Regions from separate parts of the Homo sapiens genome. Here region 2 is linked to region 1. A link is an interaction called in ENCODE POLR2A ChIA-PET data of the cell type or tissue named here. Cell type or tissue: K562. All regions are shown on one strand. Each heading gives the region's core, and the rest is flanking DNA. Links, peaks and the distances in the headings are about the cores only.

What was found. Peaks named below come from ENCODE experiments on the same cell type or tissue, not always from the same donor. Only the 100,000 strongest peaks of a DNase experiment are listed, where the experiment ranks them.
Region 2: POLR2A ChIA-PET joins it to region 1 with 5 read pairs; 2 of 35 experiments call an interaction of 5 or more read pairs at or near these places.

Annotation. Positions count from the first base shown.
Region 1 is chr14:34,002,027-34,006,427 of GRCh38, forward strand. All of the region lies in intron 5 of LOC102724945 (a long non-coding RNA gene), which reads right to left. Among named protein-coding and RNA genes, the nearest start is that of EGLN3-AS1, 36 kb to the right of the region's middle. In K562, for the core only: no CTCF peak of the experiment used is centred there; a DNase peak (open chromatin) is centred at 1,775.
Region 2 is chr14:34,480,929-34,485,329 of GRCh38, forward strand. No RefSeq gene overlaps it. Among named protein-coding and RNA genes, the nearest start is that of SPTSSA, 21 kb to the left of the region's middle. In K562, for the core only: no CTCF peak of the experiment used is centred there; no DNase peak of the experiment used is centred there.

The sequences.
Region 1 (4,401 bases), core at 229-4,228:
TTTGCCACAGATTTGCCTTTAAGAAGTCAATAGTCTGTTTGGCTCAAAATTTTCATACATCAAAATGGGGGAAGTTTTATAAAGACGTATATATATATGTGTGATAGGCAGAATAATTCCCTCCCCAACTCCGTCCCCGCAAAGATGCCCACATCCTAGTTCCAGGAACTGTGAATATGTTAGGTTACATGGCAAAGGGGAAATTAAAGTTGCAAATGCAGTTAAAATTGCTACATCCATTGACCTTAACATGAGGAGATTATCTTGGATTATCCAGTGAGCCCACTCTAATCACAAGAATCCTTAAAAGTGGAAGAGGGAGGCAGAGGAAGAGAGCTAGAGAAAGAGATACGACTAACGACTATGGGAGTGGGATAAAGAGGTTATATTGCTGGCTTTGACGATGGAGGAAGGGGACCTCAGCAAAGGAGGGCAGGCCACCTCCAAAAGGCGGAAAAGGAAAGGAAACAGATTCTTCTTTAGAGCTTCCAGAGGGAACTCATCCATCCTGCCATCTGGATTTTAGCCCTGTTCAACTTCTGACCTGCAGAACTGCAAGATAATAAATTTGTGTTGTTTTGAGCTACAAAGTTTGTGACAATTTGTTAAAGCAGCAATAAAAAACTAATACAACATATCATAAAATCCTAAATTGAGTAGTATGAGAAAATAAATTAGGAAGCAGAAAGAGAGCAATGCTGGCTATAGTTAAAGAAAATGACAGAGTGAGTGCGGTTTGAGATTGCTGTTTTCACAGCTTGTAGGACAAATGTGGAAAGACAAAAGCTGAGAAAGGATATGTATCAAATCCACAATATCATGAAGGGAGCAGAGATTTTTTTTTTTTTTTTTTTTTTGCTAAACCCCAGATTATCAGAATCAGGAAGCACCTCTCTGAAACTTGAAAGAGGGAGCTTTAGGATGATGGAGAGGAGGGAAACAGAAAGGAAGAGAGTGGGGAAGAAGGAAGCAAGGAAAGAAAAAAAAGAGAGAGACGGGAGGAAGGAACTGCTTTATGCAATTTAAGACCTTTTTATCCTTTAACAGAACAGAAGCTGAAAATATTAAAAGCTTTAAACTTTTCAGATAAATGTAGGGATGCCAGATCCAAAATGAGTTCTGGGAAACCAAAATGTTTGGGGTGAAAATCAATCCTTTGTTGGATAATTTGCTCTCCCCTGGCCTGAGACACTAAATCCTGTCAGAGACAGACCTAGCTTTGAGCGACTTAGAGCTGACACAGTACGGCCATTTTTGTTCTTATCTCTGGTTCAAGGATTCCTTGGAAAATAACAAAGTTGGCTTAAGTGTTCCTCTGCCTCCAATCTATAATGCGCCTGTTTTTCTGGTCTAAAAAAAGCAATCAAGAAAGGTCCTCATGCACTCTTTTAGGGATGAAATTGAAACCTGAGGTCTTGACCAGCTCAGAGCTTCTTTCATGACTGTGGGGGTGTTAGTCACAGTTGTTCTCTTGCTGCACAGATATGTAATTATTCTTCTATAGAAACTCTTTCCCCCTCAGACTATATTCTCTGCTTCCTACTGGAGTGCCTTCCTCTGAGCTATTGAACAGCATTCTACTCTTCAGGATGCTACAAAATAACGGGAGGTGAAGTGATGCCTGTGGAACTTGCCAGGCCTCACTGGTTGTTGCATCCTGCAGCACAACCCACATTTGCACAGATGGAATACGTGGGCTCAGTTTGGATGTGTTGCAGGAGAAAACTGACCCTGCCAGCCCATGAAGCTGGACACTTGGGCGTTGAGGAAGGAAGCATTGGTGGGGGCATTACTGCAACTGTTTTCACAGTTATGGGACGAAACCCAGAGGCCAGATGCTCAGCATTACTCACCCTTGGAGTCTCCTGTGCTGACGTGTGATAATCTCCTAAAAGCCTGTGAGTCCAGTTAACCAGTAAGGTTTGGGAACTGGATATGGTGGACACCTTCTGATCCATAGTTTGACTAGACTCAAAAAAAAAAAAAAAAAAGGAGAACTTAACCTACCAATCTCATCCATTTGCTTTCCCATGGAAATGGTCACAGTGACTATAAAATCAGCTGTAATTCATTTTTAAAGCCAAGTAAGTACCTGTCATGTTTCCTTTTAAAATGATGGACTTAAAAATGTTTTAGGTTCCCAGCAGTTGTTCAAAAGCAGATAGGAACTATAACTGATACACATAGACTGCTAAAATAAAACCATTTTAACCATTAGATAAGGCAGGTCTGCCTCTTTTCACTTAAAGATGTCACTGGACATTTATAAAATTTGGGAAGTGGAGGGCTTCTTTGACCAACATTATTGACCGTCACTCTTACAGGAAGTAACCTTATTAACACCAAAGGAAAACCTTGGAGCTAGTTCAGTACGTACTTTATTTTATTCTATTTTTTTTGAGACAGAGTCTTGCTCTGTCACCCAGGTGGGAGTGCAAGTGGCACAATCTCAGTTCACTGTAGCCTCCACCTCCCAGGTTCAAGTGATTCTCGTGCCTCAGCCTCCCTGGTAGCTGGAATTACAGGCACAAGCCACCACGCCCAGATAATTTTTGTATTTTTAGTAGAGGTGGGGTTTCTCCATGTTGCCCAGGCTGGTCTCAGACTCTTGACCTCAGGTGATCTGCCTGCTGGCCTCCCAAAGTGCTGGGATTACAGGCATGCGCCACCATACCCAGCCTAGCAGGCATTTTAAATGGACTGTGTTATCAATTGAAGGCCAAAAGAGCAGTCGGAAACAAATGACCTTAAAGTGAATTTTCTGCTGTTGAAAAAAAAAGCCTTAGGAATTAGCATCTCTGCCCTGCTATTCCATTGATAGGGATTTCCACCGATATTCAAAGAACTTTGCTTTTTTATCCCTGCCACAATGTTTATTTCTATATCAACCACCAATATATTAGGCAATTTTGTGCATAAGGTCTTTCCTAAAGCTCGGCTCAGTTCTATTAACCTTTATGCAGTAATTTATAGCTAAGGTCTAAATGGCACTGGTGCATGTAAATAGTGTCTGTGGGCTCTGCCGTCATGAGGAAAGCACTGTGCTTAAGTGGCTCCAACACATTTGCTCAGAAAATTGTGGAAGGAACTGCTGCGATCTCTGTAGGAAATTATTTAGTGAAATTCTACAGAAGATTAATGTTGCCTTGTAACAGACTCTTTGTTGTGTTGAGTCTACAAGTTTCAGTGTGGAATCTAAGGCTTTTTTCTTTTCTTTTCTTTTCTTTTTCTTAACATCAGTCTCTGAGCTGCATCTAAAAAGAAGAAATTTTGGAAAACAGAAATCTGAGGGGCTTTCAAATTTCCTTGTGATTTGTCAGCAAGGATGAGTGAATTTGAGAACTCTTTCTACATTTTAATAGTGAATGCGCAGAAAGTAGAGATCCCCTTGGCCAAGTTGATGCCATGGAACAGATTCTTCAAACTTCCTTACAACCTTCCTTTTACCTTTCTCATCCAAAAGCAGTCTCTGTCTCTGACCACTCTGCAGACCTGACTATGCAGACTTATGGAGACCCTACGATATTCACCTGGCCCAGTGAATCCACTGTTCAAAGGTCTTCAGTACAGCCAACAAGAGCTAGAAGGTCAGTGTGGTCAGAGCATGGCAAATGGGGTAGGGAAGTGGAAGATCAGGCTAAACCCCACCCTTGGAAGGGCTTAGGAAGAAAGAGTTGGGTCATCTCAGCTTGTCCCCAGAGCAGCCAACATTCCGAACCAGTGGCCCTTTTCGGGGGTCTCAACCTGGGTGTGCCCTGAACCCTGCCAGACCTGCATTCCTGGGACCTGGCTAGACAACACTGTTCCAAAGTATAAGTGATGTACAGTCAATGAGGAGCATCAACACCGAATACAGTGTGTGGACCTGGCTTGAATCCTCATTTGAATAAACCAACTTTAAGTAGACATTCTTGGGACATTGAGGCAACAGGATTCAGACTAAGCAAAGATGAAATAAAGAAATTACTGTTAATTTGTAGGTTAAAATGGTGTTGTAATTGAGTAAGGAAAGTTCATCATTTTCTGAGTTTTTAAGAGTGAAATGTCATGATATCTATGATTCAAATTAAGTTAATTCAGCAAAATGTACAGGAGACATGGCAAAATGTTACTAATTGTTCTGCTAGGTGATATGTGTGTGGAAGTTATACTATTATTTTTACATTGTTTGGAAATACCCATAATAAAAAGTTTAGAACATAAAAAGGAAAAAAATACCATTAGTTATTAAACTACATACTTAAAGCCAGGGAGGAAGGACTGAGGGTTTGTAACCAAAGAAGTAAAAACGAGGTGCTTTTTTGTGAACAGAGGCAGCTTTCCTCCATCATTTTCTGCCTGAGGCACTGGTTTCTAGTCATTAATTTATTAAACATTAGTTAGAAACTACTTGGAGTGAGC
Region 2 (4,401 bases), core at 240-4,239, 480 kb after region 1:
TCCTAACAGAATGGCAAAGGTGAAAACGATAGTCACTGTTACTATAGGTGGAGGAGGACTTTAATCACTATTAATAAAAGTGTAATTTATTGCAAATTGCCGAAAGAGTGTGATTTGGCAACCTATATAAGAACCAGAAATTTCACTTCTGAGAATTTGCCCTAAGGCAATAAATCCATCCTGGTGACCAAAAGCACATAAACATTGTTTATGGAACCCAGGATGTGGCTGCAGACTGACTGGGGTTCCACCTTGCACCAACCTCAACACGCAACCTCACCCCTTCAGGGGATTCCACCAGGAACCCAGTCACAGTGAGGATGCAGGGATTTTTGCAGCTGTGCCGAGGTAGGCAGAAACACAGGTGGGACATCACATCTCTCAGTGGCATTTCCCTGGAAAATCCTCTAAAGATCTGCCTTTTCAGCCTCCAGCTCTCCTCTGACCCACCCTGAGGCCCCTCCAAACCCTTATTATTCAGAAAATCAGGTGGCCAGTCTTGAAAATCCAGCCCCAGAGGTTGGCATCTGCTCCACAGGCAGGGTTTATCAGACCAGATTATTTCTGCCCAAGAGGCAGGATTGTCATATTAACTGCTGACAACATAAAAATGTCTCTGTGTTAATACATTTATAATAGCAAAAAAATAGGCCACAAGTATAAATGTACAGTATAGGGGATTACATAAATTATGATACATTCATACAATGGACAAACTTTTGAAAAGAATGAGTTGGCCGGGTGCGGTGGCTCATGCCTGTAATCCCAGCACTTTGGGAGGCCGAGGTGGGCAGATTAGGAAGTCAGGAGATCGAGACCATCCTGCCTAACATGGTGAAACCCCATCTCTACTAAAAATACAAAAAATTAGCTGGGTGTGGTGGCACGCATCTGTAGTCCCAGCTACTTCGGAGGCTGAGGCAGGAGAATCACTTGAACACAGGAGGTGGAGGTTGCAGTGAGCCGAGATCGCGCCACTGTACTCCAGCCTGGGCAACAAAGCGAGACTCCATCTCGAGAAAAAAAAAAAAAGAACAGAATGAGTTGGGTCCATTTTGGACTAACATGGGATGAGCCAGGTGTGGTGGCATGTGGCTGTAATCCCAGCTACTCAGGAGCCCAAGGTGGAAGGATCACTTGAGGCCCGAAGTTCAAAAGCAGCCTGGACAACATAGTGAGATCCTGTCTCTAAAAAATAAATAAAATAAAATGCAGTGATGTCTAAGAGGTACAGCTGGCTGGGTGCTGTGGCTCATGCCTGTAATCCCAGCACTTTGGGAGGCAGAGGTGGGTAGATCACCTGAGGTCAGGAGTTCAAGACCAGCCTGGCCAATATGACGAAACCCTGTCTCTACTAAAAATACAAAAAAATTAGCTAGGCGTGGTGGTGCATGCCTGTAGTCCTAGCTACTCAGGAGACTGAGGCAGGAAAATCACTTGAATCCAGGAGGCAGAGGTTGCAGTGAGCCAAGATTGCGCCATTGCACCCCAGCCTGGGCAACAAGAGTGAAAAAAAAAAAAAAAAAAAAGAGGTACAGATGAAGGCAACAGACTTGCAGAACAGGATATATGCTATGAACACATTGTCAGTTTTGTGCATTGAGGTACCCCAATGTCTTGAGCAATTCCTGGCATAAAAGAGGTACGCAAGTATTTGTTGAATGGATGAATGTTTGTTAAAAGAAAGATGTAGGAGGCCTAGAATCTTGTCTACCGTTATCTCCAGAGTCTCCCAATGGCTGGGAAATTGCCTAGGGGCCCATAGTGTGTCCTTTAAAAATATGTAACAGGACTGGTGAAGTAGCTTATGCCTGTAATTGCAGCACTTTGGGAGGCTAAGGCAGGAGTATCACTTGAGCCTGGGAGTTCAAAACCAGCCTGGGCAGCATGGGAAGACCCTGTCTCTACATGAAATTTAAAACTTAGCCAGGAGTAGTGTTACGTGCCTGTAATCCCAGGTACTCAGGAGGCTAAGGTGGGAGGATCAATTGAGCCCCCGATGTCGAGGCTACAGTAAGCCATGATTGTGCCACTGCACTCCAGCCTGGATGACAGAGCGAGACCCTATCTCAAAAAGAAAAATAAAAAATACACAATAGTTATCAGCTACTAATCCTGAGGACAGGGATACTGAAGAAAGAAAGAAAAGAGATCACTTTTTACTTTACGTGATGCTATATTGTTTACCTTACATGCATGTAATACTATCGTGAAAATTCATAATAGTAGAGGTTGGGAGCAGAAAGCTTGAAGTTCTGAGAAAAACAAGGGCAAATAAGTATGATATCTTACAATCTGTTATACCTCTAATTGTTCTCATTTTAACTACTTCACTCAAGCCATTTTCTTCTAAACCTCTCTAAGTAACCCAGGAAAAAATAAAAATTAGCATCTGTATGACTGCTTGACCAGGCCTGTTTACATTAACAATCCCTTCAGGTCCACAAGTTTAAATCTTAAGTAACACAGATTTTTGATTGCCTAAAAACCACCATTTCACCAATACAACAATAGCTGGAGCTTTTACCATAGCACAAATTGACATTTGGGTATTGTTCTAAAATGACATGTCCATAGTTCAATAGTTGAGTGAGATTTTGGGTTTTTTTGTTTTGTTTTGTTTTGTTTTTAGACAGGGTCTTGCTCTGTCACTCAGGCTAGAGAGCAATGGTACAATCATAGCTCACTGCAGCCTCCAACTCCTAGGCTCAAGTGATTCTCCCATCCTCACCTCCTGCCTCAGCCTCCCAAATAGCGGGGACTATACAGGTGACCACCACAATCGAGAGTTTTCTTTTTTTCCTTTACGTGGATTGCAGATTTGATGGCAGTAGTAAAAAAAGTCAACACAGGCCAGGTGCGGTGGCTCATGCCTGTAATCCCAGCACTTTGGGAGGCCGAGGTGGGCAGATTACCTGAGGTCAGGAATTCGAGACCAGCCTGACCAACATGGAGAAACCCTGTCTCTACTAAAAATACAAAAATTAATCAGGCGTGGTGGTACATGCCTGTAATCCCAGCTGCTCGGGAGGCTGAGGTAGGAGAATTGCTTGAACCCAGAAGGCAGAGCTTGCAGTGAGCCAAGATTGAGCCATTACACTCCAGTCTGGGCAACTAGAGTGAAACTACGTCTCAAAAAACAAAGTCAACACAAAATAGAGGGAGATTTCCTGGCTCTGCTGCCCCAGTCCGTGCTAGCCCCTGAGCTTCAGCACTGTGACATGTCCTAAATCTCCTTAACTTCCCCATCAATTCCATGAAGAATACCTTAGCTGATCCTCTTACTCATTATCGCTCACTGAGTTACCCCGTGAGGCCAGAAGACAGCCTTGTATATTGTTTCAATATATAACATATATTGTTTCAATATATAACATATTGTTTCAATATATAACATATATTGTTTCAATATATAACATATATTGTTTCAATATATAACATATATTGTTTCAATATATAACATATATTGTTTCAATATATAACATATATTGTTTCAATATATAACATATATTGTTTCAATATATAACATATATTGTTTCAATATATAACATATATTGTTTCAATATATAACATATATTGTTTCAATACATAACATATATTGTTTCAATACATATTATATATTGTTTCAATACATATTATATTGTTTCAATACATAATATATTGTTTCAATACATAATATATTGTTTCAATATACAATATATTGTTTCAATATATAATATATATTGTTTCAATATATTATATACTGTTTCAATATATATTATATACTGTTTCAATATATATTATATATTGTTTCAATATATAATATATAGTTTCAATATATATTATATATTGTTTCAATATATAATATATATTGTTTCAATATGTATTTTCCCCCAAAATCTCCCAAGTGAATCTGATGTTCCAAGGAAGACATGAATCTATCCGGTGGTTTCAAGTCTCCCCAGCACACAAACTGACTTAGAAAACCTGGCCACAGGCCTTTCCCACCTTATCTTCAGCTCTGATTTGATTATCAAAGTTTTCTGGCAATTACAGGACTCCAGGATCTGTAGGCTTCAATCAACAGCTCACACCACCTCCCTAACAAATGGCTGTCCTTATCATTCTTCTGCTCACAAAGCATAAGGGCCCCTATTTTCTTTTCTTTTTTTTTTTAATTTTTTATTTTATTTTATTTCATTTTTTTGAGATGGAGTTTCTGTCTTGTTGCCCAGGCTGGAGTGCAATGGCGCGAACTCAGCTCACTGCAAACTCTGCCTCCTCGGTTCAAGGGATTCTCTTCTCAGCCTCCCGAGTAGCTGCAATTACAGGCATGAACCACCATGCCTGGCTAATTTTGTATTTTTAGTAGAGATGGGGTTTCTCCATGTTGGTCAGGCTGGTCTCGAACTCCTGACCTCA